Linked DNA regions of Mus musculus: all the other regions are linked to region 4. A link is a loop called in an ENCODE intact Hi-C map of the cell type or tissue named here. Cell type or tissue: gastrocnemius. All regions are shown on one strand. Region 1 has its middle 8.3 kb from the start of Fam50b. Region 2 overlaps Slc22a23 (solute carrier family 22, member 23). Region 3 has its middle 12 kb from the start of Gm36839. Region 4 has its middle 59 kb from the start of Fam50b.

Region 1 (8,000 bases), 67 kb before region 4:
GGAGGGCCAGGGCAGGAGAGGATACCATAGCTGGTGTTTGCTGAGTGGCAGTAGTCACAGTATAAGTGAGAGACTGAGTTAAGCAGTTTTCTACCATTACAACAAATACCCGAGATGACCAATTTGAAGAGAAAGGTCTATATTCCAGCTGGCAGTCTGTGGTTGGTTGGCCCGCTGTTTGGGGTCTTGGGTGATGGAACAGGTCATGGCAGGCAACATGCAGAGAGACAAAGCCATTTATATCATGGCCAAGAAATGAACAAGAGACAGGGCTGGAGTGCTACATCCCCTTGAAGGACACGCCCCTCAACAACCTGAAAAGTGAACGGTGAACACCAGCCCCATCTTTACCCTATCCGCCTGACCTTGGCTCGCAGCGTTCAGTGGTATAAGAACAGCCAGGGGAACTCACAAAGGAGCAGGTGTCCCTGGTTTGCCATGCCTTGGGCGCAGGGCCTAAGACTTCATCTTTAACCAGTCTCCACCCAGCCCACCCTAGGAGTCGGCATCAGAGCACCAATAATGCTTACAGTTGCACCGCATTGAGGTGGCCAGCACTGACTGCTGTCCTGGGGCTGGCGTGTCCTCTCATGTATGTGTGTGAGCATAGAGTGTGTGTGTGCGCACACACACACACACACACACACACACACACACACCATACACACAGACTCACTGTAGCACCCCTGTCCAGGGTGAAGCTCATCCTCTTTGCTCACAGAGATACTGGCCAAAAAACAAAGACAAACAAACAAAACCAGCACCTTACTATGCAGATCAAGAGGAATAGAGCTTGCCTGTGGACAAATTTATGTAGTACCAGCCCATGCCCACCTCTACTGGTCAAGCATGTCCCACAAAGCCACCCTTCATTGTCATGGCCATGCTAAGACTGCTGGAAAGTCTTCATCTGTAGAAGGAAATTACACCTCCCATTGCCCTATAAACAGCCTTGAACCTGCTCTCCATGGTAATTAATATTTTGGGAATAATTTGATGGTTTCTCTCTGTACCTGAGTAGTCAGAATGCCAGGATTGCTTCCCTAATGGCACCAGCCACATAGCTCTGTGGCCAAAGGGCAAGTCTTTGGGTGAAATTGGCCTGGTTGAACTTAGTTTTTTTCTCTGTATTTGAGTGAGTCAGCTGCCATCAGAACTTGGTGTTTTCTCACCCTTTGAACATATATAACAGTACTTCACTCTTGGTTCTTACCAGGATTAAATAAAGTGACAGAGAATCTAGCCTTTAGTTTGCTTTCACGGGATTCATTTACGTGCAGGTGTTAATTGAGCACCTACTTATTGCTCTAGTTTCTTGGGAGCTGTAGTGCAACAGTGAGTGAACAAGACACAGACAACCCTCTCCTTTGGTCCTGCATTCCCTGTGAAGGTGGCACTGCTATGATGATGGTTGTTTCCAGGCCATCTATCCCCTAGGGCTGTATAGATGCTAACTACATGGGGGAAGTATGTAAGGATGCTAAGCTACATAATGAGGTCCAAACTCTTGTCTAAGCAAGAGCTCACATCTCTGCTTACTCTTATTGGAACTAATCATAACCCAGGTGTCTGTTAATTCAACACTGTGTGTGTGACTCTGAATAAATGGTAAAATATAAGCCCATCATATATGCACCAGAGTTGTTGATATTCTTAAGTGGGAAAGGAGGCAAGACTCCCTGAACATGGTTGCCTTTCCCAAGGGAGAGGCATGGAAAGAGGAGTCTTGACTCTCTCACATCTAAGGGATCGTGCTGCAGAGACTCCATGGCCACTGAGTATACCGTGTGGATGAGTGTCTTGGGCCTGGGTGGCTTCTTTTATTGTACATTTTCAAGTATTCCATTTAGATCCAAGTAGTATCTGAAGAACTGCAGAAGAGAAAACACCAGAGACACTGAGGGCTCCAGGAAATGTTTTGGAGTTGGTGAAAGCCAAGAGAAAATATTTTTGAAATCTACTTTGAATAAGCACTGGTTACTTAACTTCTTTGTGTGTGCAGCTCTCCACTGGTAGCCCAGTTTCAAGCCCTGGAAAAGTTGAATATGACAATCAACTCCAAACATAGTACGTGTAAATGCTGTGCTGTATTCAAAGCAAGCTGGAAAGAAAGCTTTGTACAGAGTTTCTCACAGTAAAATCTGATTCTTCCCACCTAATAAATGTAGAATAAATGTTAAAAGAATAATTGGTCTGAAGTGGGGCCAAGCTGCGCAGAAACCCTCATGTGTGGTCCCACCCAGCTGGGCTGCAGTTCTGAGTGATCTGTATCAGGAACAGGAGAAGCTCATGTGCTCAATGGCTTAGCAATCCGGAAGACATTACCTGTGGTAATTAAAATCACATTCATAGAGCTCCCGGTCTGTGGTTGAGAAAGCATGCAGTAGTGAGCTCTCTTTGCCTTGCACTGTAACAGAGCTGCTGGTTAGGGAAGTGTTAGCCCGAGGCACATACAGATCTGGAGGACCTTTAAACACAGCCCAGCTGTGAGACCTGTCAGGAAGCTGAGAACAGAGGCAATGAGTGACCTCTGCTCTATTCAACTAGACCTTCATCCATCAGGCTCATATGCAGCTGGAGGGGGGAGGTAGGAGGGGGACAGGACAGGAAGATGGTTGTTGCCCTGTGGGTGGACTGAAGGCTCTGTCAGTGGGGAGGGGGGACAACACCCTGAGACTTCCTCTGGTATATTGCTTGCTTTCAACCAGGGATCAGGCAATGGTGTTGTTTTGTTTTGTTTTGTTTTGAAAACACAGCAAAACATTTGACCTCTACAGACTCTGGGTCTTGGCTTCTCAGCTCCGCTGTAGCATAAAGGCTGTGTTCCAATAGAATAGGCTTCATAAAAGCCAGTTGGACTTGCTACTGCTGCATATGGGCCCTTCAGCTAGATCCAAGAGTTAATAATTACTCTAACTGTCCCTGCTTTGGGCCTGTTTATTTGCTAATGCTGATGCTGTTTGGTAACATCAGTTGTGTACTTAGTGCGTAGTCCCCCTTGACGCTGGCCTTTCATTCTAATGTCAACCTTCGTTGGCTGACTTTGGGTGAGGCGTGAGCCTCCTCACGTCTTGTCATCTAAAAATATCCCCACCAAAGCTGGGTGTGGTGGTGCATGCCTGTGATCCCAGCAGTTTGTAAACTGAGGCAGGAAAATTCCAAGTTTAGATTCCAGTTGAGTGGCACAGCAAGTCTGGCTAAACAAACAAGCAAACACCAAATGAAGCAAACAAAAATATCTGCCGCTGGATCATGTAACAGAGCATCTTCCCTGTTATCCTCGTCTTCCCCATCATCCTCTTTCTTTGATAAGCATACATAGTTTTCCACTCACTAAGAAGCAGACTGAAAGTCTGGGTAAGATGGCACTCACCTGTAACCCTAGTACCTATGAGCTAGAAGCCAAGGACTAGGAACAGGTGGTCAGCCCAGGCACAGGAGCTCCTGTCTGATGGGCAGGAGCAAAAACCAAACAATCCATGAGTGTTTGTATCCATGTGGCCAAATTCTCAAGTGTCCTCTAGTCAGGAGGACCTTTATAACCACTAGGAGGCTGTTTTCCAAAACTCATTTTTAAAAACTGCTTTAATAAAAGCACATTGTGTGTCTTGGTATTTGTCTTGAGCCTTTTTTTTCCACTGGCATTTTAAATGAAGGGTTTTGTTCCTTCTTTCGTTTCTTCTTGCGTCCTTGGCAACAGTGGCCACATACCGACTCTTCACCCTTTCCTGGCCCTCAGAGCTAAGATTTGAGAGCCAGCCAAGAAGCCAAATAGCTTCTGTCTCTCCTTGTCTTTCTCCAGGACTAGCGCAGCATGCCAAAGGGATGACCTCACCACACAGCAGCCAGCTCCTCTGCTTCCTGCTCCTTTCCTCCTGAGGAGCCGTGAATCATATCAGCAGTATCGCTGGACTCCGGGGCTCATTACCCTGTTCCGAAAATGTCTGGAGTCGAAAATGTGGGAGCCAAGTGTAATCAAAATAAGTCCCACTCTGCTCTCTTCCTGCAGATTGGACCGCGTTGCATGGTCCTGAAAGAACGAACTCACGCCATCTGGTTTGATTCAGCTGCACGTTTAGCTCCCAGATCAGACCCTAGTAAGTTCATGTGACATGCTGGACACTCACTGTGCCCGAGGCAGGCTTTGTGACTTCTGACTCTTAGCACACATAGACTATGCGCTCTAGGGAAAGGTTTTCTTGGATATAAACCCAGATGAGTGTTTTAAGATTATTATGAAGTAGACAGCACACCATGATCAGGGTTAGGTTTTCCTGTGTCTGTCCCGCTGCAGTTTGAAGCCCCTGTCTTCAGGCAAAATCATTAATAGGTACTTTAACCAAGAGTCTGGATACAGAGATTTGAAACTAAAATATTCAGCGGCTTAAGGCTAGAGAGATGGTTCAGTGGCCAAGAGCACGGGCAGCTCTTACAGAGGGACTGGGTCTGGATTCTCAGTACATACCAAGGGGCTCACAACCCTCTGTAGTTCACGCTCCAGGGGATCAGATGCCCTTTTATAGCCTCTGTGGGGACCACACACACATACACACACACATTCAGGTAAAACACCCATATACATAATTTAAAATAATTTTCAAAATAAAGTATCAATGTCTTGTAGAAAGGAAAGATGAAGAGGGGGTTGTAGAGGTGGCTCAGCAGTTAAAAACATATTTTTCTCTTGCAGAAGACCCTAGCTCAATTTTCAGTCTCATCTCAGTGGCTCACAACTGTGAGCCCCAGGGGCTCTGATGCCCCCTTCTGGCTCCCAGCGGCACTTACATGTACATAACCACACACAGGCACACATACATATATACACATAATTTATAAAGGGACCAGGGATCAGGAATAGCCTTCAGAAGTTTTTCCCAGTGACACATTTCCTCCGACTGGGACCTCTTAGAGTTTTTATCCCCTCCCCAAAAGCTCCACCAGCCAGATACCAGCTAATGAAAGCACAGCGGGGTGGGGGGGGGCATTTTATATTCAAGTAAAGAGTACAATATCATAAGCAAACAAATACATTGCTAAAAGGTGTGTTCATGTTTCAGAAATAACATGGGTGGTTTAGTGTAATGATATAAGATTGTGTTTGAATTTGGCATTCATGGCTCTTAGAGGCACGCTGGTGTGATATGAAAATCTACAACTCAAAACATATGCAGTCTAAGCACATGCATCACCATGGGATACCACCCTTAGGTATTTCTGGGGCTTGGATCCACAGCTGCATCTGCTGTCAGAACAGATCTCCCATAATTCCACAGGTATGACAGTTGCAACTACATGTCTCCTTGGGACCTGGGCTTGCCTTGACTTAGGAATATTAGCTAGTTTTTTGTTTGCTTGTTTTAAAAAAGAAAATCGGTCAGGCCTGGGTTGTCTATATCTAACTGTTCTCTCTCTGTCTCTGTCTCTCTGTCTCTCCTGTAGATAATAGTTACATATTAAATGTTCTGATCATTGAATTCTGATATTTTTCAGCATCTGTATGTCTAAATATGGACGTGCTCCTCCGCCCAGAAGCCTATCCAAGTCAGATAATTGCTCATTTTCATGGAGAACTCCAGGTCCCTCTTCAAGTGATCAATGAACCCTGTAAGCTTCAAGTGTTGTCTGCCCATGTCATCTGCTTCTCTGGAAGCTACACCATATCCTCTCAGGGAAGCAAGCTTCATCTGTTTGTTGAGACAGGATCTCTGTAGTCCAGGAAGAGCTCAACCGCACTGTATAACTGAGCACGACTTTGGGTGCCAATTGTCTAAGTGTTTGCTACTGCACCCAGCTTTGTGTGATGCTGGAGATTGAACCCAAGGCCAGATATGTGCTCTACCAACTACATCCACATGCCCAGCTATGCTCGTTTTTAACTGAGAAGCTGCAGGTTACAAGTAAGTCTTTTGTTTTTATTTGTCATCAAGGCAAATATTCATGGCACTCACCGTCCCTCTGCTTATAACTTGTTTGGCTGTGCATTGTTGGTAAAGCCTACTGCAGTTGCGAGAGTGCTGTGTGCACACAAGGGTAGCTCCTGACAGCGTCTGACACGTGTCAAGCAAAATCTCCTTTAAGACAAGATCATTTGTGTTTGTACTTCATGCCCCTTTGTTTTCAATCTTGCTCACTTTGTAAAACAATTTTTTCTTTCAGCCAGGTGTGGTAGTGTACAACTGTAATCTCAGGACTTGGAAAGTGGAAGCAGAAGAACAAGAGTTCGAGGTCCTTGTTGATGAAATGATAAGTTCAAGGCCAGCCTGGCCTACATGAGATAGAGTTTCATGAATGGAAAAGTTATGTTTAATTGACACATATTTATGAGGCATGATGTAGTACTTCAATATATGTGCAGACATGTCCAACCTTTTGACACTAGGATACAAAGTTGTCTTTTACAAAGGTGACACTTGTCAAGTTACAAAGGAAACAACTGCAAAAAAAAAAAAACCCTTTCAAATAAGTATATAATTTTATGCAGACCATATAACTATCCTCAAGCCAAAGGTTGTACACACTCAACTATAGACAGTGTGTAATGATTCCTTGCCTTATATACCTATCAGTTCCATGTGCTGGGGAAAATTGAAGTGCTCTTTACTGGTGACTTTAAGACATTCCATTAAGTCATGTCCACTTGGTCACCTTGTGTGCTACAGGACACTGGACATTGTTTTTCCTACAGAGCTAAATTTCTGCAGTATGTACGTTATCCACCCTCTCTCCACAGCTCCTTCCAGCCCCTCTAAGACTCTGCTTTCCTGTGATCACGTTTTTGGTATACATGTATGAGTGAGAGCATGAAGTGACTGTAGCTCTGTACCTGGCTTATTTCACTCACCTTCATGTCCCCCAGGCTCATCTATGCTATATGAATGTGTTATATCCGTTCACTGATCTATACAGATGTCCCATTTCCTGTATCCATCCATCAGTTGACATCTAAGACCTATTTTTTAAAGGAAATGCTTTGGTAACACTAAGCACAGTCACACAGTTGAACAGCTGTCAATCACCCATCTCCACAGGTTTTTCATCTTCCTAAACTGAACCCCAGTATCTAATAATGCTCTCAGTCCATTCCTTCCCTGCCACAGGCCCTAGACACCACAGCTGAACTTTCTATCTCTATAAATCTGATGACACTGGATGCCTTGCATAAGAGCTATTTTCTGATATGTATCACTCTGTGATGGGCTTACTATACATGGTACCACACCTGCATAGTTCATTGTCTTAGTCAAGCACCAAGAGATGATTATACATAGGATCATGAAATGTGGGCATGTCTATGGTAAGTCACAGGAGCTTAGAGTGTGTAAAGAAGTTAGGAGTCAGTCATCAGTGTGGATACTGTATCCAAATTCTATATGCCTGGGACATTATGAAGGCAGTTTTTAAGGAAAGATGTGAACATGGAGATAACAGGTATTTATTAAATATATGACATTTAACATATTATTTGCCTAAAAAATAAATTTACTGCATCATTTATGCTGTGCTAACTTTCCCCAGATGAGGTACCAGCAACACACCAAACTAGTAACCCTGCCCAAGACTAGTTTGGTGACAATAAATTTGTCAGGCGTACATGCAGGGGTATAGGTAATGGGTTATTTATAAAGCATCAGTGATTCCCAAACAACTGTATCACCAATAAAAGTCCCAATGTAGATGAAGGCTTCTCTGAAGTTGTCTCCCCTTCAGGTAACCTTTCATCTCAATATACTCTAGCACCTCCAGAAATCTCATGCAGCTATGACATAGTTATATGCAGCTCAGTAGGGATTTCAAGAGGGAGAGGTGGCTGGAATCTCAGACAAGGGTATAGTGACCCTTCCATCAGATAATGTAATCAGATCCAGTCTTGAGGGTGACTTGCAGGTAATCACATTTTTCTGATTAGTATAGGAATGGCTATTGGGCTTAGAGAACAGCATTTTATAAAACTTCATCCTTCCTCTGACTCTTACATTCTCTGTTCCTCTTCTGTGCTAGTC
Region 2 (8,000 bases), 610 kb before region 4:
AAGAAAGAGGTACAGTGTTGGGGTGAGACCATAGTGTTCAGGTAATGGGCCAGAAAACTGCCTGGTCCCCAGTCCCCAGGCCCAAGGGACAGATTGAGGTGGTTTTATCTTCAGAAGGAGGAATACAGTAGCCTGCCTACCTGTAAGAACATCAGGGAGAATATACAGGGATGTGGACTTCAGGAACAACCAGGTCTTTCCACCTATGGTAAGTGGATTTCAACAAAGACACACACCATGGGGCAAAGGGCAGCTGTACAACAAGCAGTGTTGGTGCAGCAGGGTAGTTTGAGTGCAAACGAATGAAGGCAGAGCCCCCTTCATAAGGCACAAAATAAACTGAGTCCCAGAAAACATCAGGGAAGATTGTTGTGACTTTGGGTCACCTGGGATTTCTTACAAATGCAGCCACAGCACAGAAGCTGACCAGCTAGACTTAATCAAAATTAATAGGTTTTTAAAAAACCCTTCAGAAGACATAATTCAGAAGTAGAAGCCACACAGCCAGGGGCAGATGCTTCCAAAGCCTGCCTCTGACAAAGGATATGTCCTATTGAACTCAACTTGGCTTCAAAACACCTTTGAGAAAGCCTGGAGTAAAGACAGAACAACATGTTGGTGAGATCCTAGAGGGGCTGGAGTTCTCCAATAGCCTCCTGGGAGCAGGATGGAAAACAGGTAGACATTCTCTTGAAAGGAAACAATTTTTTATATAGCTAGCAATTCCATGTACAAAACAAGTAAAACCATATGCACAGACAAACATTTACAAGCAAATGTTTATGCCTTATAGCACTGGGAACAATCCAAATGTCTATCGGCTGTTGAGTGATAAATAAAATGTGGCATATCCAGATATAATGGAATATTGCTTAGCCTTTCAAGGCATGAGACACTGACATGTTACACCATGAAAATTGTTGTACAATTCCATTCACATGAAATGTCTGAAGATCTGATCTAGAGAGACAGAAAGCAGGGCAGTGATTGCCTGGGGCTAGGAGGGTGAAACTGCAAAGGGGCATGAGGGTATAAGTGGTCTATAATTGATGGGTGAGGAACTGGAAATCTAAATGGATGAATTCTATATCACATACATGGCACTCAAGCTATTAACTCTCAAACTCTTCCAGCTTTGGATTCGAGGCCTGTCCTTACAGATCCCCATTACCCCACAGTCAGAGTGAGGCAGCTGCCAGCCTCACCTCTTCTTTGCAAGCTCCCAGAGACTGTACATCCTTTCCACATCACCATGGCTGCTCATGGTCCTCTCAGTAGTTCTTATAAGGGCAAGGCCCTCAGACTACTCCTGGGTTAATGTAGGAGACATGACTTGGTGCTCTCACTGCCTGCCAGGCAGTTCATGTGGCTCCTGTTGGCTTCCTTGGACTCTGCAGAATCCAGGCTAAGCAAGCTATGGAGCAGGTCCAGACCTCTCCGAGTCCTCCCTCTGGCAGACGGTATCCTCATGGTATATGTCTGTGTGTGTCTGTGCTCTAGAGGTGCTCAAGGGCAAGACCAAATCTTGCTCAATCTGTAGTCTCTGGTATTTTCTCAGCAACTGGCCAAGACTTGGTCAACTGGCCCTTGGGCATTACTTGACTTTATGTCAGAATTTTAAGATAATTTCCACCTTCCAGTATTCTTAACCTTTGCCTTATATGTGGGCTGGAAGAAATAATTTCTAATAAATCCGTGCCCATAAAGCACTGCAGAGTTAACGAGATGTCTCTTCCACAAACAGGGTAGAGAGACTCTGAGTGTAATAAAACAAACTGTTGTGTTGTTGGGGTACACATAGCAGGAAATGAGGTGGCCCCAGTTAACTCATGAAGGACTGGATCCTACCAATGACCGCTGAGCCTGTAGGTAAATCCTGCCTCAGGGCACTGTGGCTTGGAGCAAGGATCCAGGTAAGCATTGCCCAGGTCACTGACCTATAGATACCATAAGCCATAGAACTTAAGTCATTTGTTAAATATGACCAGGCTTGGCTAAGGAACCTCTTCCCCACACTTTCATGTCCTCAGTACTTTGTATAAGACAATTAAAAAACAAAACAAAACAAAAAACAATTGAGTGCTAAAAAGAGCCACCTAGGAAGTCATAGTGCTGGTCCAACAAGGGGTGCACTGAGGAGGGATATGCTTGCTCTTAGTGCTGTCCAGGTACCAGTCTTCCCAAGTAGTATCCTGCACCACCTTTGAAAGACATTGGCATCTTTCTGTCAACATTTGCTCATGATGAGCCTTTTGGTATTGCTCTTCCATGCACCTGTCAGGGGCAAGGATTATTTCCTGGAATATCAGCTGTCTCACAGTTTGCATGTAATAAATACTGGATGGCCATAGATCACAATGACTTCCTAGGTAAAAAGGCCAGCTCACCCACAGGCATGGGTCAGAGAGCTATGAGATTTGGCCCATTTGTCGGGTGAATAATACCAAAACAGCCATTCAGAATTTCTGGTAAATCTGGCCCCTTCGGTAAGTCACAGGATGGGAGGGGTGTATCAGGGACCTGTTTGATTGAGACTTTTGATAAGATTGTATTTCTCTGGGTTTTGCTTTCTCTTGCCTCTGCCCATTAGAGTTGCCATGCAAGAAAGCAGAATACAGCCAGCCCCCCATGTAGGAAGTGTGTGAAGCCGCTAAGCCTCAGGCAAGTCTCACATGACACCAAGTGAACAATAACAAAGTAATATATCACATTAATAACAATATTGGCTGAAATATGTTTGATTTATAGCCCATTTAATTTATAGGCATATGTATATGATTTCGAGTATGTTTATATACATATGTAATAGAGAATCCAGTCCCGTCTAGTGGCAAACTGTATATATAGCAGTGGCCTTGTAGGATTATAGTGAAACATCTCTGAGGATTTTATAGCTGTGGCTGTCACAGAGATCACAGCACAACCCATTTCTACATGATTGTAGTGGTGCTGGTATAGACAGACCTACTGCACTGCCAGTTATATTAAAGGACAGCAAATAGAACAATGTGTAATACTCGATACTCTAGGATACTAAATGATTCTGTTTGTGGGTATATGGTTCATACTATCATGAAGCATTTCTACTTAAAAAAAAAAGTTTGCCTCATGTGGTAGCATGCCCTGTAATTCCAGCACTTGGGAGACCAAGGAATGTGGACAGTCTAGGCCAACCTGGGCTACAAGGTGAGAGCCTACGAGCGACACCCCCAGCACCTCAGGTTTTATTTCCTGCCTCCTGATTTTTGTTGAGCATCTAGGTATGCATTGGAGACTCAAGGATGTCCGCATGGTGACACCAGATAGTGACTTATTTTCCCCCACATGTCCTGTTGCTAAATCATATTTGAAACAGTTGTATGTCTTTGTTTATTTTTCCTATGAAAATACTTTATGTTTCACTATTAGTGATTTCCTGGATTTAATATTATTACAGACAATTTTGTAAGAAAAATGGCATGCCAGTTTTGGTTTTGTTTGTTTCTTTTTGAAGTCTCTCGGGATCTTCTTGTGCTTGGTGTCACATTCATTTCCCTCTAAAAGGCTGACTGGTCAGAGCTCCTTCCTGTTGCGCTGGGAGTTCACTAGAGGGCAGCCTATGCCCATGTTTATATAGCAGTGAGGCTTCACCACACAAACCAAGTTAGGCTTCCGTGTTTCTTAGAAGCATGGCATTGTCACTGTCCACCCGATAGCTTTACTTTGGGTAACAACTCTCTGACCACTGCCAATGGGCAGCCTCAGTAGGGGGAGCGAAGTGTGAATCAGAAATAAATGTGAACCATCAACTCATACAAAAATATGAACACACCCCTTCCTAGGTTTTACTTCCTCCTTTATGTTTCTAGCTTTCCTTGATTGAATTTCTGTGAAGTTAAGCAAATACTGTACTCATTGGCACAGAAGTGAAGAACTAGCAAAACTATCCAGGTACAAACAATAACATGAATTGCAATTTGTGGAATTATATATATATATATATTTCTTCCTTGGTATCTAGGAGGGCTGTTACCAGGACTCCCAGATGCTCAAATATCTTATAGAAAATGTTATGGTAATGCATGGGGCCTACATGTTGTTTGCATCATTTACCATTATTCATAATGTTAACACAATGCAAATGCTGTGTAAATAGGTGCTGTATTTAGGGGTTAATGGTAAGAACTGTACATGACCAATAGGCATAGTTTACTGGGTATGGGTGTTAGGGATTGAACCCAGGGTTGTGTACATGATCAGTACACACTACACACTGTAGCACTGAGCTACACTCACTTGCATCATTTCTATAAACAGATGCTATCCATCAGTGGACGGTTGGCAAATCCTTCTTTGTGTGATATCTTGTCTCAAGGCAACAGTAGAGCAGAAGACAGACATAGGGAACTTGCTCAGAGGGGAAGGTCTCAAGGCCAGTCTGATGCAGATGATCTGGACTATAGTAAAAGAATGGAGCCACCTGAACAGCAGGCAAATAGTAATTAGTGGATAAGAAGCTAGGATGGTGCACAAGGCAAGGACAGACAGTCTGTGACTGGGGCTCCACAAATTTGTGAGGAATTTTGCTGACCTTGAATCAGCTTGTCAGCATCACCAGCAGCTGCCCTTTCTCTTCCCTTGTCCCATTGTTGTGGGTAAAGGAAGTCACTGTAGGTTACAGGAGTTCCTGTTTTCAGATTCCAAATAACAGTGGAGAGAAAAGATGACCCCCCACCCCAACAGAAACAGCCACTGGCTACATCTACATCATCCTAGAATTCCTGTCACTTCTGCCCAAGACAAGGGGAGAGATTATGAAAGGATGGAAACCTCTCTTTCCCAGCCCACCTTCCATTTAACTAATGTCTAAGGCCTAGGGTAGGAGTTGTGGAAGCTGCTCTCCAGCTAGTGTAAACATCAGTGGGCTAAGGCTAAGTGGCTCCCTGTAATCGTCTGAACAAAATTTGGTGAGACAAGGTTCACTCTAGCCAAGAGGTTCTCAACCTTCCTAACACTGCAACCCTTTAATACAGTTCCTCATGTTGTAGTAACCCCCAACCATGAAATCATTTCATTACTACTTTATAACTGTAATTTTGCTACTGTCATTAGTTATGATATAAATATCTGATATGCTGGATATCTAAGATGTGATTCCCAAAGGGGTTGTAACCCACAGGTTGAGAACCGTTGCTTTAGTCTCTACCACCCACAGGAAAAGAGGTTATCATGAATTTGTGTAGAAAACATATCCTGGTATATGTCTCTTGTTCCTGGCACCTTAATTTTTGTAGTTTGGGCTGGCTAATTTTATGTCAACTTGACACAAGCCAAAGTCATCTGAGAGTAGGGAATCCCAACTGAGAAAATATCTCCATAAGACCAGGCTGCAGCTAAGTCTGTAGGGCATTTTCTTAATTAGTAACTGATGGAGGAGGGCTCAGCCCATTATGGGTGGTGCCATCCCTTGGCTGCTGGTCCTGGATTCTATAAGAAAGCAGGCTGAGCAAGCCATGAGGAGCAAACCAGTAAGCAGCAACCCTTAATGGCCTCTACATTAGCTTCTGCTTTCCCTTTCCTGCCCTGTTTGAGTTCTATACTGATTTCTCTTTATGATGAACTATGATGTGGAAGCATAAACAAAATAAATGGTTTCCTCCCCAGCTTGCTTTTGGTCATGGTGTTCTATCAAAGTAATAGGAGCGATATTGAGTAAGAACACTGTTGTTTTTCCTTCAAAAGGTTTCTTTTCAACATAGTGTAGAGCAGAGTAAGACTTTCATAAGAAAGAGGAAACCGGTGGACCACACCTTCAATCATCTTGGGTGTTTCTGTGTGGAGTGGGTAGTAGGGAAGCAGCATGTTTATCCTGGGACTCTCATGGGAATTCTTCATGGGTTTATTTGCAAGAAAATGCTGCACAAACCACCCGTGGGAAGAGTTCCCATGGAGACTCTTCCAAGCCTGGCTTGGAAGTGGCCACAGTTTCCTTTCAACCACTGCAGGTACAAAACATCACCGAGGGCCAAATATTTTTCTAGTTTGTCATCTTGGCAAGGTGGACTTTAGAACGTATTTGTTCAAATTATATCCCTTAATAATTTTTCCAGATTTGCATCAAAGAGGAAGAGGATATCATATTTCTTTTACTCTGGGTTGTTAAGCACACTGACAGGGAGGCCAGAGTTATGGGGTGCCCTCCCAGAGTCATGCAATGGCTGCCAGTGGCTATGAGAAAGCCAGGACTAGTAGCAACTTGCACTTTAGCTGAGAGATTGTCTTCGTGGATTCTTTTATAAAGGAGGGAATTTAACTGGTGGGGAAAGAGTAAGGTGCTATACTCCTTCAGTGTTTTGCAATTGCAGGCACAAAAGGAGCTTCTAGTCTACCTCACCTTAGCTCAAGCAGAAGGCAGGGAACTAGAGGACTTACTCAACACCCAATTGCTTTTTTGTAAATATACAACGATGAGACATTTTATAACAGGGACCAGTAACCAGCTGCCTTGGTTTATATTGTAAAAATTCAAGGGAATGAGTCAAAATGAGGTCATGAGAAAATTCTGTTGTCAGCAAGGAGGGAAGTCCACAGACCTGCCTACCTGCTCCCCAAGTCCTCCCAGCACCAGAGGGCCTAAAATAATTAGTCTCTCTGAGTCCCATCTGAACTGGAAGGTCTGCTTGTTCTTCTGAAGGGTGTCATCATGCTGACTTCTGGGTTTCAGCTCACAGCTGAATAACTGCCCACACTCACAATTTCAAAAAAGCATGTGCACTAGAAATGCTAATGATATTCCAATAAGGATCTCAGTGTGACATGAAGCACAGCCAGCCCTTGAGTAAGTAACAAATGCCAAGTGCAGGTGAGGTCTCTAACTCAAAATGCTTGTAGATTTTGTACCTATGAATCTGTAATATCTGCATATATATATCATGGAATATCTTGGAGAGGGAGGAGATCTAAGTCTAAATACAGACTTGTTTACATCTTAGATACGGCTTGTGGAACTTGAAGGTCATTTCTACACAATATTTAAAACAATTTTGCCCATGAAACAGAATTTCAGGGTGTAAAATTTTTTGCAGCCATGTCAAAACAAGCAAACCATGTTGGGGATTAGGAGTATTTTAGATGTCAGATTTTTAGTGTAGGAGCATCCAACCTGTGTTAGGAAGAGGGACGTGGTAGAGGGGACGCAGTTAAGTGATGCTCTTTCAAATATTATAACTTTACCATGATACAATCACAGTGGGATTAAATGCTGTGCTTCATGGGCCACCACGCAGGGATAATAATCATATTTTACAAACACTTAAGCCCTTTGAGCTTAGGGAAAGGCACACTTCTACCCAGTCTGGGGTTGTGCTGTCTCACTTACCTTTTTTAATTAACTGAATCGTTGATACAATTTTGGATTAGTGATTAGCTTCTTAGGCCAGGAGGAAAAACCAAAAAGGTTCTATGTAACCTTGTATCTTTCTTATTTTTTATTTTTTGTATAGCTAGGATGGCCCTGAACCTCTGCTTCTGTCTCCCAGGTGCATGTACCACCACACCCAGTTTATGGAGTGCTAGGGATCGAACCCAGGGCTTTCTGCATGCCAGACAAACAACTGAACTATATCTGCTGCCCTCAACTTTTGTTGAAATGGGGTCTCCCTGTGTAGGCTGAGAAGTCTCCACCCTCCTGCCTCAGCCTCCTGAGAATCTAGGATTATTGGGGGCATGTATACCTTTTTTTAAAAAAAATCCTTTCTTCCCAAGTCTCTCAGTGGACTGGAGCAAGGGTGATTTTCTTATCTTTCCCCCTTTCTATCCCTTGCCACGTTTCTTGTACCTTAAGCAGCTCCTGTTTCCATGTCTCTGGTAACTGTCTTGATGGGACCTAGGGTTATGTTCCTACCTGGCCTTGGGAGTCAGGGTGGAACTGATCATCAGACTGTGAGTCAGGCAGCCATCATGCCCTGCATGCCACACCACACCCTGGTCCTGCAGCCAAGGTGGGGCAGAACTGAGGACAG
Region 3 (8,000 bases), 70 kb after region 4:
AGGAAACCAGATCCTACCTTCTGACCGAGAACACAGCGTCACCATGACAAAGAGTTGCTGGCAGGGATTCCTTTCCAAAACCGGAAAGAAACATCCCACTAAGACACAGCCTTTTTCTTTGGTGCAGGCAAGATTCTTTAATTCTATTAAATTAAATGTTTGTACTCAGAAATCCACCTGCCTCTGCCTCCCAAGTGCTGGGATCAAAGGCATGCGCCACTGCCGCCACCACCACGGTGCGTTTCTGAGTTCAAGGCCAGCCTGGTCTACAGAGTGAGTTCCAGGACAGCCAAGGATACACAGAGAAACCCTGTCTTGAAACGACACCCCCCCCCCCCAAAAAAAAAAACAAAGTTTGTTAACAACTGTGGAAACAAATCAAATGCCTAAAGTTTTCTTTTAAAATTATTACTATTACCATTATTATTGGGGGGGGGGGGTGGAGGAACATTCCTGCCATGGCACATGTAAAGAAGTCAGAGTTAACTCTCAGGAGTTGATTCTTCCCTTCTACTGTGGGATCTGGTGATAAAACTCAAGCCATCAGGCTTATGAGGCAAGCCCCTTTATCTGCTGAGGCATCTTGTTGGCCCTAAAATGTTCATAAGGAGAATTATTCCGTGTGTAGATTCAGTCTCTGTCTGTTGGATACATTTAAGTCCTAAATTAAGGGTTTAATGTAAATATGTCTTATGGTTGAAACAGGGGTAGCACTACAGTGGACATAAATCTTTTTTGGTTTAAATATAACTGAAAACAATTAATATTTGGATAAATCCACTTTAAAAAACTAAAGCTTCTTTTGTCAAAGAAGCTAAATTATGGGCTCACAATGCTGAGATTAATAAAACAAATATTTATTATATGTCTATCATGCTGAATACTGTCAGATGTTAGGGAAACAGCTGCCAACAAAAATCCCTGATGTTTTACCACTCATATCTAATTTGGTGGCCAATGATTAAAATAAAATAGAATTTCACAGGTTAGAATTCCTTCTAGGCACTGCCCCACAGTTACTTGACAACAGCCAGGTAGTCCTGGCTTATTATAAAAGGGGCTGTTTGCCCCTTCCTTGCCCTCTTATTCAATCTGACCTCTTCTCACTCACCCCTGTCTCACTACATGTTCCTGGCCAGCCTCTCCTCTCCCCTATCTCTACTATCTTCCCACACACTAAATAAACTCTATTCCATACTATATCCATCATATGGCTGATACCTCAGGGGAAAGGGATGCCTCAGCTGGGCTTGCTGGGCCACTCCTCCCACCTCACCATACCCAACTCTCTGTGAAACATATCCTGGCCTCCTCTTTTTTTCTTTTTTCTCTTTTCTTTTTCCCTTTTTTTTTCTTCTCTCTCTCTCTCTCTCTCTCTCTCTCTCTCTCTCTCTCTCTTCTATAAAACACAACAGTAGGGAAGGTGAGGTCATGATGGAAGGACAGAAGGATAATGATAGAAGTATGAAAATGGATTCATAAGACTCATTCTTTTGGATACTAACCTGAAAACTTAACTAAAATGGAAGAAGTTATATACTGTAGAGGCTTAAGTAGTGAAAGGGAAATGAAACAGGGCAGGTGCGGGAAGCGGGGGGGGGGGGGGTGGGGGGTGGGGGGTGGGGGGGTGGGGGGGGGTGCGTCAGCAGGCCCGGTGAAACCCACTTGTTTACTGCCTTGCTATCTGTGAACGACCTGAGCACGTGCCTGGAGCGTGTGTGAATTCTGATTGGATGAGGAGGGGTGGAGCTAGAAAGAGGTGAGTCAGCTCTAGTAGTGAGTTGTTGTTTAGCCCTTGCCCTAGGTAGAAGCCAGAAGTAGAATAAGAGTAGTTTTAGCCCTTGCCGTGAGTAGAAGTAGAGTAAGAGAAGCTGTTATAATAGGAGTAGTTTAGCCCTTGCCCTAAGAAGAAACTGCTGGGGAAGAGAGCTGTAAAAGAAAAAGCCCGAAGTAAATTTGCTGCGTGAACCCGACTTGGTGTCTATGTCGTTCATGATGCCGCAGGCCGGAGACTGCGGAGACCGGGACAGGCAGGGATGCTTGTAAATCAAGAGTCTGAGGAGACTTCAGACTGGATGATTCCTGAAAATGAGTTCTTGAGCTAAACCTGAGTGCCAGAGAGGTGAACCATGGTGCAAAAGAGGGCTGAGGATCAGAAAGCACAGTGGATTCTGAAATAGGAATAAGCCTGGTGAATTTATGAGAAATGTGGTCTACAAAGCTGTCACAAATGAAGTAAATGGCTTCAAAAGAGACAGGATTTATTATGGTTCCCAGATTTCAGAGTATCTGCTCTGTGGCTCTCTGGCTTCCTTGCAGAATGTCATGGGAGTGCATCTCTATGGGAGAGGCTGCTTATGTACTGGCAGCTGGAAACAGCAGACTCCCCTAACTTTGAACCTATTACTAGATTAAACATTGCTTAGATCAGAGCCCTCATGATTCTAGTGACCCATAGAGATACTTTTGGATCCAGCCAGAAAGTGTGCTTCAGTACTCTCTTGGGTGTGCCTCAATCCAATCAAATTGACAATCAAGATTAACCATTTTTATTGTTTTGTTTTGTTTTTTCTTTTGAGAGAGCATCTCACACTGTAGCCCACTTGGTCTGGAACTTACAGTGTAGCTCAAACTGGCTTTGAGCTCAGGTTTCCAAAGTGCTAGGATTATAGGTTTGAGCTTCAACACTCAATTATAGCCATCATAAATGTTAAAATTACAAACTTTGTTGTAATATCAAATATCAAAATATATTTGTGTGATTTTTTTACAAATAAAAACACATTTAGAATTCATATAACTGACAATATCAATAGTCAAAGAATTCCAAATTAATAAAGAACAGACAAAAAAAGAGCAATAAATAGGCGAAAAGTATGAATGGTCATTGCAAGACGAGAATAAACATATGGAGAAAATCTAATCCTTGCTAGTGTCAAAAAAAGTCAGCAGAGACAAAATCAGATAATTTTTTGACCCTCTTTGAAATGAAAATATCTCTCCTGATCATTGCTCATTTGTGTTTGTTAAGCTTTCTTATTGATTCCTCTTTTTTTTTTTTTGAGACAGGGTTTCTCTGTGTAGCTCTGGCTGTCATGGAACTCACTCTGCAGACCAGGCCAGCCTCGAACTCAGAAATCTGCCTGCCTCTGCCTCCTGAGTGCTGGGATTAAAGGCGTGTGCCACCACTGCCTGGCTCTCTTATTGATCCCTTTGCCTGAATAGCTTTATTGACCAGATTGGTCATATGGTACAGTGGTGCTGATCACAGAATCTCTTATCCTTTCCAGGAGAGTTTACATTGGTACCAACACTTCTGCAAAATATTTAGAACTATCTATGCATACTTATGGAAGATAAGAGATTATTTAAATGCTTATTAGAGGAAGAATGAAAAATAAATTCTGGCAAATTCACAGAATAGCACGGTATCCAAAGATTCACACCGTCTTGAAAGATTATATATAGAATGATTCGTCTTAAAAAGAACTAAAATAAAAAAGATTTAAAACAATAATATTTTTAGGAAACAGAGATGAAAAATTCATTCTTTGAGTCAAAGGAATAATGGTAGAAAAGAAAAAGAGAGAAAGAAAGAAAGAAAGAAAGAAAGAGAAGGAAGGAAGGAAGGAAGGAAGAAAGAAAGAAAGAAAGAAAGAAAGAAAGAAAGAAAGAAAGGAAGGAAGGAGGCATGAAGCCTGTGTTAAGTTCCAAAGACTGAAGAGAGGTTGGGCCTGTTGAATGGGGGAGCAGTTTCAGGGATCCTCAACCAGCATCATTAAATATGTGAAAGGCAAGCACAGGCCTGCATGGATTGTTAATATGAGGGTGTCAACAAAGGCCCATGTGGATTGTTGATAAGAATTTGTCCCAACCCTAAGGTTATGGATCTCTACCTCTGTGTATAACTTGAAGTATGTCTTTAAAAAGCTCAAATCACAGCTAATAACAATCTCAGATTAAATTTTTCTTAAAATACAGGTTAATTAAAAGGAAAAGATTTAAAAAAAAGAAATCTGGCCATATTAAGCATCTACTTTTCAAGTTGGAGAAAATAAGATACTGATTAATTACCACTCTTTGTGTCAAAATACTCAGCGAGTAAAAATACAGCCATGGCAGATTCAAAAAGAGAATCTTGTCAATAGAGCTATACAGGCAAAGGTAACAGTAAGAAAACTTAACAAAGGCAAATTAGCAACCATCAACAGAGATGCCAATTACCACTACCAATTTGTGAGGATTAAAAGAAAGTGAAACAAATTCAGACATAGTGGTGAATGCTTTTACTCCCAGCATTTGGGAGACAGAGGCAAGAGGATCTCTATGAGTCTGAGGCTAGCCAAAACTACATAGTGAGATTCTGTCTTGAAAAAAAACCAAAAACAACCAACCCCCCCCCAAAAGAGGTGAAAAACCCTTCAATATTATTATTTTACTTATTCATTTAAATGAATTGAGATGCCATTTGAGAAAGTAATATTAATAATATATTCACATGTATTTATTTAATTAGCTTTAGGATGAACATAAACAAATTAGTCAGTATATAAATGTACATGACTTTGTTAAAAAAAAAATACAAGAATACAAGTTGCCACAGAGTAATGGCCTATTCTATGCTTTACCAGCTTCCAAGTAGAGACTTCTTAAAGTAAAAAGTCTCTATCCAAGAATGACAGGCTCAGAAGACACAAGTCATCTTTCCACAGCCTTCTGCCTTTAAAGCAAACTTCCAGAACTCAAACACTTACTGCTGATTCAAGATCAAACATTTAACCAACAGGCTCTCAGATAGTTCAGTCCTCAGGGAATAATAAAACCCACATTAGACCATATAGGGCAACCTAGGAATGAAGGAAACTGTAACTGTGTACCATCTCTCCCCCTTCTTTTGAATATTTCCAATTTTACAAGATAGGCCAATGGGTGCTGAGATTACGAGATAACATCACACTGGTCCTTTACTGCCCTCTGCTGGAAGATGTATGTAGATACACCAAAGCTCCAGTAATTGCCAGCAATTGCAAGCTCAGTTGCCATAGACAACGTACTCTAACTGTTCTTAGCTTTACATGTAGATGTTTTAGAACAATGCACTTAAGAGATATGAGGGTTACAACGAGCGTTTGTAGAACTGAGCTGCAAACCTTACTGATATTTGATATTTACTTAAATGAGTAATCGCTCTACAAAATAATCTTTGCAGGGGGCTGGTGACGTGGGTCAGCAGTTAAGAGCATTTGCTGCTTTTGCAGAGGACCCAGGTCGGGTTCCTAGCACACCCATGGCAGTTCACAACCATCTACAGCCCCATTTCTGGGGTCTCCAACACCCTCTTCTGGTCTTCATCAGTATTCAATAAGCATAGCACACAGGCATACATGCAAGTAAACACTCATGTGCATAAAGTAGAAATTAAAAAAAATCTTTGTAGCACATAGATTTATACCTATCACATTATTATATATTATATTAAATTACATTATCTAGCCAATTTATACACAGAAAGGTAGAAATTGATAATAGTATCTAAAACTGCAGCTCAATCGTTTGTTTTGCCTTTTTTGTTGTTTTTGTTTTGTTTTGTTTTGTTTTGTTTTTGAGACAGGGTTTCTCTGTATGGCCCTGGCTGTCCTGGAACTCACTTTGTAGACCAGGCTGGCCTCAAACTCAGAAATCTGCCTGCCTCTGCCTCTGCCTCCCAAGTGCTGGGATTAAAGGCGTGCACCACCACCGCCAGGCTGTTTTGCCTTTTTGAAGTCGAAATGGAACAAATAGTTAAAGTGAATGTTTGAGGGATTTCCTAGTTAGTCTGTTGGCTGTGCCCATAATCTCTCTTAGGGAAGGCCAAGTAACCTGATGTTTGGAATGAGCAGGTCTAATCAGTTCTCAACAAAATTTATGAAGAATAGCAGGTATGTACCACAAGTTAAAAACAAAAACAAAAACCTTCCTGAGATAAGATAAACACAAAAAAGACTTCTTGGATGCTGAGTCTGTTGCCTCAACTGATGTCAGTACCTACATGCCGGCTTCTCTCTCTCTCTCTCTCTCTCTCTTTCTTCAGTTTCATCATGCTGTTTGATCTAGCATGTTGCCTAGAAAGGCTTGTGTAAACACTTTTCCAGCATGTCTCCTAGAGACCATTTTACTCACTGCTCTGTTTGGCCGCTAGCCTCTTGCCTCTCTCTTCAACAATGGTGAGGCGGATTCCTTTTCCTCAGGGAAGGGAGATCCATGGTTTGTTGCCCTTGCCAATAACAAAAATGTTGGAAGGACAAGTGGCAAAGCTGTTGCCATTGGCATCTTTCACATGAACCACAAAAAGAGCTGGGATGTCTCTCTTTGTTGGTGATTACACCAATTCTTCCCAATTTAGCACCTCCAGTCACCATACACAGGTTCCCCGTGTCGAACTTGATGAAGTCAGTTACTTTGCCTGTCTCCAAATCAATCTGAATGGTGTCGTTCACCTTGATGAGGGGATCAGGGTACCGAATAGTACGAGCATCATGGGTCACCAGTTTGAGATTCCTTTTGTGCCCACAAAGATCTTTCTCACTTTGCACAACTTGTACTTGGCCTCCTTGGGTGTAATATGATGAACAGCAAAGCGGCCCTTGGTGTCATAGATCAGACGGAAGTTCTCTCTGGTCTTGTCAATGCTGATGACATCCATAAAACCAGCAGGGTAGGTTATATCGGTCCTGACTTTCCAATCAATCTTAATGAATAGCTGCATGCAAATCTTTTTTTACTTCATCTCCAGTCAGGGCATACATACTCTGTTCCTTAGGAAAATGATGAGAGGCAGGCATTCCCTCAGCCTGTGAGGACCAGTGGATGGATGAGGAGCAAACACGTCAGCCAACTTATCCAATGTTTTGGAGCAGCTACACACTTCAAGTGTTTTTTTGGGACCATAAGCCATGGATGTGCTGGGAACAGAAAGAGCCTTCCTTCTCCTTAAATTGATTGTTTTTAATTCTTTTGGGGGTTTTGTATGTGTGGTAAGGTGAACTTTTGACCTCCATGTTTTCAATGACATCACAATAATCAAGGCTCTTAACTTCTTCCATGATTTCCCCCAACATATTTTATGATTACCTACTGCTGTGTTCCGTATTGCCAAAACCTAGGCACAAAATGATAGAAGAAACGTAGTCTAATCACAAAATCATTTGTAGTGTAGTAAAACAGAAACAAACATACAAATAGATATACTGGCTGCTAAAATGTCTCCCCAAAAACCATGTGCAAAGGGTGTGGTTGCTACCTGGGAATCTGGGGGTACTAACTGGATCCTGAGCACTCTCACTTCATCAAATGATTAATCTACTGAAGGGTTCACAGTTAGATGGGCTCATTGGAGGAAAGAGAAACTTAATGAGCCCGGCCTAGGTAATGGAAGTTGATCCCTGAGGATGGCATCTTGTTCTTGCCTACTCCTTGTCTGTCTCTTCCGACCCCCTTTCTTCCCTACTTCTGATATAGTGAGATAAATTGTTTAATTCTAGTACACTCTCTCTGCCTTAACATTCTGCCTCACTACACACCCAGAATCAAGGAGCCAAGATAGTGTTCGAAATCTATGAGACTGATCCAAATAAATCTTTCCTACTATGGTGGTTTGAATATGATCCACACAGACTCATGGGTTTAAATAGGTGCTTGGCCACAGGGAGTGGCACTATTAGGAGATGTAGCCTTGTTGGAGTAGGTGGTGGCCTTGTTGCAGGAAGTGTGTCACTGTGATGGTGGTCTTTAAGGAGATATATATATGTATATATGTATGTATGCTCAAGATCTGCTTCCTTAGGATCAAGATGTAGAAACCTTGGCTCCTCCAGCACCATATCTACCTACATACTCTCGTGCTTCCTGCCATCATGATAATGGACTAAGCTTCTGAAACAGTAAGCCAAGCCCAATTAAATGTTTTCCTTTATAAGAGCTGGTATGGTCATGGTGTCTCTTCACAGCAATCAAACCCATAC
Region 4 (8,000 bases):
TCTCTCGTGAACAGTTGACCTGTTGTGATGGTTGTTGCCTCTTGTCAACTTGACAGGATGTAGAACCACCTTGGAAATAGCCCTTTGGCCATGATTATGGGGGGTTATCTTGATTGTGCTAATTGCGGTGGGAAGACCTGTCCACTCTGTGTGGCTATATTACCTAGGCAGGGGATCCTTGACTGTAAAGTGGAAAAAAGTGAGCTCAACATAACTATGCATTCATGTTCTCCGCTTTCTGATTGTGGCCACTTTGTGACCTGACACATCAATCTCCACTTTGATTTCTCCACCATGATGGACTGTATCCTTATACTATGAGATAAAATAAACCCTTTAACCCTAAGTCTATTTTGTCAAGGTATTTTATCACAGCACAAGAAAAGGAAACTGATACCAAAAAGTGCGGATATTGCTAAAATAAATTCAACTATATGTTCATTGATATGATAAACCTAACCATATCTTGGGCCTTTGGAACTGGGTTGTGGGAGAAATGTGGAAGAGTTTGTAACTTTGGTCAAGAAAAGCCCTCAAGACCTGGAAGCACAGCTTAGTCAAGCCGTTCTGATGGAAGCTTGGAAGGCAAGAATCTTAGGGAAGAACAGTCAGCAAGATCCTGGCTTATGACGTTTCAAGGGGAGCAAGATGCCACGAGGAGACAGGTAAGAGTCATTCATGTGGTGTTTTTATCATTCTGCCCGTTCTGAGAATTTGAATGCAGTTGAATTTACAGATAATGGACTACTTTGTTTGGTGGAGGAAAGGTATATGAGGAGCATGAGGTTTTAAACCAGAAGTGTAAAGAAAACAACCTGGATACAATTGTGGAGGAGATTAGTGCCATTAAACAGAAACGCAGCATTTGGCATTGGAGCAGTAGGAAAGGGGCCTTGGAGGCAAGGACCTACTTACAACTTGAGAAAATGAAAGCTTACACGAAATGAGAGAATCCAAACTGAGAGTGTACTGGGAGCCCTTTGGAGCACAGCCAGTTCCATCACAAGCAGACCCTGAGCTGTAGAGTTTGATCTTTGTCCTGCTGAGTTTTGCTCTTTCTTTGGTCTCATCATTCCTTGTTACACCTGGACTCTTCTCTTTTAGAGTAATCATACCTATGCAGTGCTTTTACACGTTTAAGATCTATTTATTTATTTTATTTCTATGAGTACACTGTAGCTGTCTTCAGACAAACCAGGAGGGCATCAGATCCCATTACAGATGGTTGTGAGCCACCACATGGTTGCTGGGAATTGAACTCAGGACCTCTAGAAGAGTAGTCAGTGCTCCTAACCTCTGAGCCATCTCTCCAACCCATTACACTCTGCTTGTGGCTGAAATGACACCAGCCTCTTCAAGCTCCAACCTCCTTGTGTTTCCCTTGAATTTCGGGCTTCGGTTGCTTTTGCCAAAGTACTTAATCACAGCAATGGGAAAAGAAACTAAGAAACTTGCAATCTCAAAAGATGCTGAACTAAGTGTAAAAAGAAAAATAAATAAGGTATGTGTAGGTGTGTGCGTGTGTGCGTGTGTGTGTGTGTGTGTGTGTGTGTGTGTTTCTATCTGTGTCTATGTTTGTGTCAGGGTTAGACAATAACTTATGGATATTTAATCTTTTTCTTGTGTTTGCTATGTTTAAGTGGACTTGGTGGGGAAGGATGCTGGAAAGGGATGCTAGCTTGTCAGATCAAACATGCAATTTAAAAAGTACGATTGAGGGCTGGTGAGATGGCTCAGTGGGTAAGAGTACCCGACTGCTCTTCCGAAGGTCCGAAGTTCAAATCCCAGCAACCACATGGTGGCTCACAACCACCCGTAATGAGATCTGATGCCCTCTTCTGGTGCGTCTGAAGACAGCTACAGTGTACTTACATATAATAAATAAATAAATAAATAAATCTTAAAAAAAAAAAAAAGTACGATTGAATAGTTAAATATTTGGATATTTAGGACAGGGACCTTACATTGACATTTTAGGAAAATGTATCATACCTCAAGACTTTTAAATCACATTTCAGGAAGTCTTTGGGAAGATTTATTTGTTAATCAGACAGTTTAAAAAAATCAAATGATTATATTTATAAAAGCTACTCTAAATGTTTATTATGGAATAATTTTATTTTGCTAATAAAACAAAAGAATAATCAAAGGCCTCCCTTAAAAAGTATTAAACATTATTAGATGGTTGTGTGGGTTAACATATTTAGTATGCGAGCGTAGCACAAGAGTCCAGGCTCTGATTTGATCTAGCACCTGCAGAGCAGGCTGTCATAAGCCACGTGCCTGAAGACTGGAGAGAGAGGTCAGCGCAGACAGCAGTATTTCCCAGGGGTATATCAGGCCTGACCCCTAGCAGGCCTTTGCATGGCTTTCTCCTCTGCTTCAAGCTCTTCCTCCATAAGTATGCATGAATCAATCCCCATGTTCATACCTCCATTCAAATGCAGCCCTAGCGTCTGTTTAAAGCTATACCGCATCTATAGAGCAACACTATGAGGAAGTGCAGCCCTTCTGTGAAAGGGAATTAACCACTGGGACGTTGCAGAAGGATTCTCCTGGGTTGGTTAACTCTAAAGAACTCACCACATGCTCAAGTACTGAAGATCCTTCTTCTGTATGTTGATATTATTAAGCACAGTAGACCAGACATGTTTCCCTACTCAGGTTAGTGTGATGGGGGACCATGGTAGCTATAGTAATATATTTACCATTCTTCATCCACGCAGAAATGGCCCTAATTGCTCTTGAAACATCAGGCAGTTTTAAGTCCTGCACATGCTATTTTGTCTCCTGTTGTACACGGCTGCAATCAAGCTTAGTTTATAAGCCAGACAAAGATCAAGGGTTACCAATAACATCTAATGGCAGAACAATCTTAATAAATAGATTGCCACTAAAAAATTTCTGTGGAATTTTGTTCTCTCTGGGATTTTCCTTCACTGTTTTCTGTGTACTGTGGATTTTACATAACTTATACCAAGGCAGGTAAAACCTTAGAGAGGGGAGCAAGCATCACTGTATGAAATAATGACTTCCACCTCATAAGCAGAAGCTGCAGCACCAGTCAGGCAAGCCTCTCGAGCCCCTGGGTGGCCGCCTACCTACTTTCTTTACCCTGAGATCTCACAACCTCTTGGCACACCATTTCACACCACACGTGCCTATTCCCACTTCCCACTGGACTGTAAGCATCATGAGGGTGAAGCTTTGGTAGATGCTGTTTCCTGCTGTGTTCCTAATATCCAGGGCAGGGCCTGGCACCCAGAACTAGCAACGGACACAGAGTGACTGTCACAGAGGCTTTAATACCAGTCTGAGACATACTGGCCTCGTGACTTTGTAATAAATCACTGCCTTCTCAAATCTTCATTTTTTCTCTCCAGAACAGGCACAAGAGGGCTGTCAGCAGGACTAACTTGGGTGGAAGTACACACTTACTGTCCAGCGCTGCAGACACATAACAGGTTCATGTCATTTAGTGGCAACACTTGAAAATATTACAAACCACTTAAAACTGCTTATTTTGAACTTTGGGATCGTCTCCTCTGTAGGCATCATAGGAAATGAAAGTGCTCCCTCAAGAAAACGAGCCGTGTCCAGCCTCTGAGGACCTGGCCTTGTGGTATGAAAGGAGGAAGTGGGGAGACTGCCCACTGCATGATGTCTCAAAGCTGGTGAGAACTGAGGTGACCCAAAGATTCCAGAGATCTGTCAATGGTCCAAATTAACATCCTTGGGGTTTTCCTCGTGTGCTGTAATCGAGTGTGGAGGCACATTGGGAGATCGTATTGAAGGAGACTGATTTCTGATAACAGCACCAGTCTAAGAGAAAGTGCACCAGCCCGTAAGCAATCAAAGGGAAGGGAAAAAAACAGAAAAGATTATTCAAGGATTCTCCTCATGGCTCATGTGGGACACTTGTCTGGAGTTTTCTTGTTTGTTTTGTTTTTTAACTTTTTTTTTTTTCACAAATTCCATAGACCAAAAATCTTTCCTCTGTAAATTTCCTCTCTTCAGTACAAAACTCATGTTTACAGAGACCAGGTCAGGGTGTCAATGGGCCACTGCAGGAACACAAAAGCTGATCAGTCCTACTGCCAAGGCCAAAATATGCAACAGATCAAGCTACTCAAACCAGTCACACTTGTCACTGTCCTAAGCACGTATGCCAGGACCCACTTAGGAAGATGTGTGTCACATCCCCTCTACAGGCTCACCAGACTCCAGCGTCAAAGGTGTCTAGCCTCACCAGGTCCCTGTCCCCAGGGAAACAAAGTAGTCACATCTCTAAGACAGGCTCAGAACTTACAAATTGGGTTTCAAGGAAGTCAACACCCTAGTTGTTCTGGAGTGATTTTGAAGTGACAGCTTTTTTTTTTTTTTTTTTTTTTTTAATGGCAGGAACCAAGAGGTGAGCGCCACCTGGTGGAGAGGCTATTTCTCAGTGGCAGTAGGGCACCACCCCCCCAACATCCCTTCTCACTTACTTGGATCCAAGCAACACATTGTGAAAGAATAATTCTCAACATTCTTTTGGAGCTTAAACAACAACAAAAATTTAAGAGCCCAATGTCACACTATTTATTTACAAAATAACACATTCATTTTTGATTGTATGTTTCTCTCTACCTTGGCACTGGAGATGCTGAAATGAGCAGTCTTGCTTATGCTTTGAAGTCCTGAGTCGTAAGGAGTCAGAGACAGATATGAAGCTGAGTAAGTATTGTGATTTCAAACACGCAGCAACAAGAACAAAAATGTTGGAGGTTTAGAGAGAAGGTCTGGGTTCTATAGAACAACAATTGCCACCATGTATGAAAGTCTCCAGAGCCTCTGAGACCAAATGTCCAACCCCCTCAAAGCCTCCCCAGGCTCCCAATGAGTTCCAGCTAGAGCCACACAGTGGCCGCGTTGACAAAGCCAGTTCTGGAAGGGCCCTCTGCTCTCCTTGGCTGGGCTGGCTTGGGTGTGGACACATGGCTTTTCCTCTTACTTCATCTGAGACAGATTGGAATTTTCCAATAGGAATGTTTACAGGGCAACTCAGGGAACAACAAGAGCACAAAATGAAACACAAAATTATATAAGAACCTGCTTGATGAACAAAGGTGACAGAAACTCCAGCACAGATTTGCTAGACAGGAAGAAGCTGGTGTGTGCATCTAGGTCAGGTCACAGATGAGTCTACGTGGGGTAGATTAGAGAGCCCCGCAGACCATCCTTCAAACTCTTTCCTGGATTCTGTCCTGGGATGAGCTCATAAACTCCATGTTCCTCGCTTACATGGTCGGTCTTCCTGCCTGGCCCTGAAACCAGAATCTCGGATGGTTTCGTTGTTGTGTATAAGGATAATGGATGTTCTGTACTACATCTGAAAGTAAGGACTTTGGTAGAATCTGTCTTCTGACTTACTGTTTCAATGTTATCTTAAGAAGAGAAAGAATAAAATACCTCTCCTTTAAGGCAGTGTTATTTGGGTCTAAGATAGGTAGTCTGGCCAATGGAGACCATGAGGAGGCAGTGCTGAATTCCAGAAGTTAACTCTCAGGAATGTAGCCACCCAGTGAAGATGCCGAGCAGTGCTGTGGCAACTCTGCCTGCAGTGCTGGGTGCGAGTGTCAGCAAGCTATAAGCAGGTGTCCTCAGGGTACTTTGGGAACTGGGTTTTTGAATCCCTGCTCTGCCTCATTAGCCGCACTTTCCTTGGGCAAGGTTCCGTCTAGGAGAGGATTTGAGCCAGGCATCTTGTGGCAGCTTCTAACAACAGAGACTTCTTTCTCTTGCTTCTGGAGAGTGGAGAAGAGCAGCAGAGATGACCAGCACTGCTGGCTTCTCACTGTATCTTTGCATATGAAAAAAAGGTCTGTAGAACCCTTTGGGGCCTCACCCTTAAGACCTGTGTACTCCTTAAGGCCTCATCTCCTAGCCACTACCTTAATGGCTTCAGTTAAATATTAAATGGAGGCATCCTTACCCATGAAATGACACAGACCACACAGATTGTAATATAAGATATAAGATGGGTTGATTACAGTGCCTGGCAACATAAGTAAGTTCACAATAATTGGTGGTAAGTTTCGCTGCTGTTACTTCCCTGTACCTAATACACAGGCAGTGGACTTTGAGGGAGACATTGTGCTTTACCCTGAAGCAGACCTGGGGAAGGGTAAATTATAGAGGCCAAGTGTTACCACATTCTCCAGAAGTCTATGGATTGACAAAATCCTTTTAAACTACTTTTCTTGCAGTGAAATAGAAAAGCAAACAAACAAAAAACAAACAAACAAACAAAAAGCCTCAAAATCATAGCGACTCAGCTCAGGAAGTCGCCACAATGTGCACACAACTTGGAATTAGAGGTAAGGCTGTGGGACCACAACCCTGCTGGAGCCCCTCTCAATCCTTAGTCTACAGGCATTTCTGGAAGGAAGTAGCCGTCTCTCTGTTTCCTCTTCCTGTCCCACCAAGGCCCTCTGTGCTGCCTGACGTCACTCATGGCTATAATTTTTAATATCTTTAGTTCATGTTTCTTAGGCTATTAGGATATTATGACAGAAATGACCGAGGTACCTTTACCAGGATCCCAAAGCCAAGGCCTCAGCTGCCCTGGAAGAGACCTCTTCCTGAACGTCCTGTCATAGCATGTAATTGACAGAGCTGTGACACACCGTCACCAAAGGTCTGGCTAGAAGCTATAACTTCTAGTCTCTCAGAATGAGGCTGCTTTAGAGATAGGGGCTTTAAAGGGGTTGTTGGTTTGGGTCACTAAAGAGGTAGGTTGATTGAAGTCATTAAGGTGACTGGATCCTTATAAGATGAGAGGACCAGGACACAGACACACTAGGAGGGGAGTCATGTGACTGTATGGGGAGGTCGAGCCACATTAAAAGTAATCTCCAAAGGAGAAAGGTGCCATGGGGGTGGTGGATTGTGAGTGCACAGCCATGAGGGTCGGCCCGTTGGAGGAATGGGAGTGGCCCAGGTGGAACATGGCAAATGATATCTCAGGGTGACTGACAAGAAAGTAGACAAACTAGCAAAGAGGGTTGGTATCTGTCTTTTATTCAGAAGCCAAATGATCTAAGGTAGGGTAGAAACTCCCAAATAACATTTACTGCAACAAAGGTCTTTTCAAGATTCTCCAAGGAGACAAACCTTGGGACAAGTAGCCCTGTCTACACCTTGACCTTGAGTGGCCAGACCCCCAGGAGGATGGGGAAGTAAAGACCTAATGTTTGAGGTTTCCAGTCTGTGATGTTCCGTCCTGACCCCAGACACACGGATACTGAGAGGGAACAAAGAAACAGCACACTTTCAGTTCGTATAGTTCTGCTAGTGTGTTGAAAAAAATGAAGAAACTAGAATGATCAAGAACTGTATTCTGGGTATTTGTGTCCATCTGAAACTCATGCTAAAAATCTCTGATGGTACACTATTGAGAGGTCAGGCACCCAGCAAGAAATTAGACCATGGGGGCTAGGGGCTGTGGACAGGATTTATTAAAGGGCTAGAGGCAGGGAGTTCGCCCCCTACATTGTCTTATTCTTCTGTGCCTTCTATCACAAGAGGACACAGGGTTTGCCCTTTGCGGAGCATGGGTAAGTATGTACAACCTTGGAAGCGCAGAATAACTTTCATCAGGCACCAAACCTATCAGTGCCCTGAACTTGGGCTTCCCAGCCTCCTGAACTCTGAGAAGAACTTTCATATCATTTGCAAATGACTCAATCTCTAGTGTTCTGGTACCCCAGCACTAATGGATTAAAGCTCCAAACTTAGAGCACAAGGCTGCTCTAGAGTGTGCTTCCTGCATTGCCCAGTGGAAACCACTCGGACTTCTGGGGGAGACAGGATCTCCAGGTCCCATTCCAGAATCACTGAGCCAGAATGACAGGAACCGCCCCAACCTACACCCCACCTTGACACACTACTATGGAGAGCTGCATTTTGAAGGAGTAGTGGATGGATTTTTATCTACACCAAAGTTTAAGGCTACAGGT

What was found. Peaks named below come from ENCODE experiments on the same cell type or tissue, not always from the same donor. Only the 100,000 strongest peaks of a DNase experiment are listed, where the experiment ranks them.
Region 1: a loop joins it to region 4, with 2.2 times the contacts of the local background. A loop is called at or near these places in 5 of 42 quality-filtered maps.
Region 2: it touches region 4 in a loop (5-fold over the local background); 12 of 42 quality-filtered maps call a loop at or near these places.
Region 3: it touches region 4 in a loop (2.9-fold over the local background); 13 of 42 quality-filtered maps call a loop at or near these places.

What each region holds. Positions count from the first base shown.
Region 1 is chr13:34,722,511-34,730,510 of GRCm38, forward strand. No RefSeq gene overlaps it. Among named protein-coding and RNA genes, the nearest start is that of Fam50b, 8.3 kb to the right of the region's middle. In gastrocnemius, CTCF peaks have their summits at 3,543 and 4,785 (motif pointing left); a DNase peak (open chromatin) is centred at 3,817; H3K4me3 peaks cover 1,221 bases; H3K27ac peaks cover 2,385 bases.
Region 2 is chr13:34,184,079-34,192,078 of GRCm38, forward strand. The region is part of intron 9 of Slc22a23 (solute carrier family 22, member 23); the gene reads right to left. Among named protein-coding and RNA genes, the nearest start is that of Gm52037, 9.8 kb to the right of the region's middle. In gastrocnemius, a CTCF peak has its summit at 3,584 (motif pointing right); a DNase peak (open chromatin) is centred at 3,600; H3K4me3 peaks cover 255 bases; H3K27ac peaks cover 1,932 bases.
Region 3 is chr13:34,859,644-34,867,643 of GRCm38, forward strand. It overlaps the pseudogene Gm8231. Among named protein-coding and RNA genes, the nearest start is that of Gm36839, 12 kb to the right of the region's middle. In gastrocnemius, a CTCF peak has its summit at 4,977 (motif pointing left); a DNase peak (open chromatin) is centred at 4,985.
Region 4 is chr13:34,789,639-34,797,638 of GRCm38, forward strand. No RefSeq gene overlaps it. Among named protein-coding and RNA genes, the nearest start is that of Fam50b, 59 kb to the left of the region's middle. In gastrocnemius, a CTCF peak has its summit at 4,451 (motif pointing left); a DNase peak (open chromatin) is centred at 4,426; H3K4me3 peaks cover 601 bases; H3K27ac peaks cover 3,350 bases.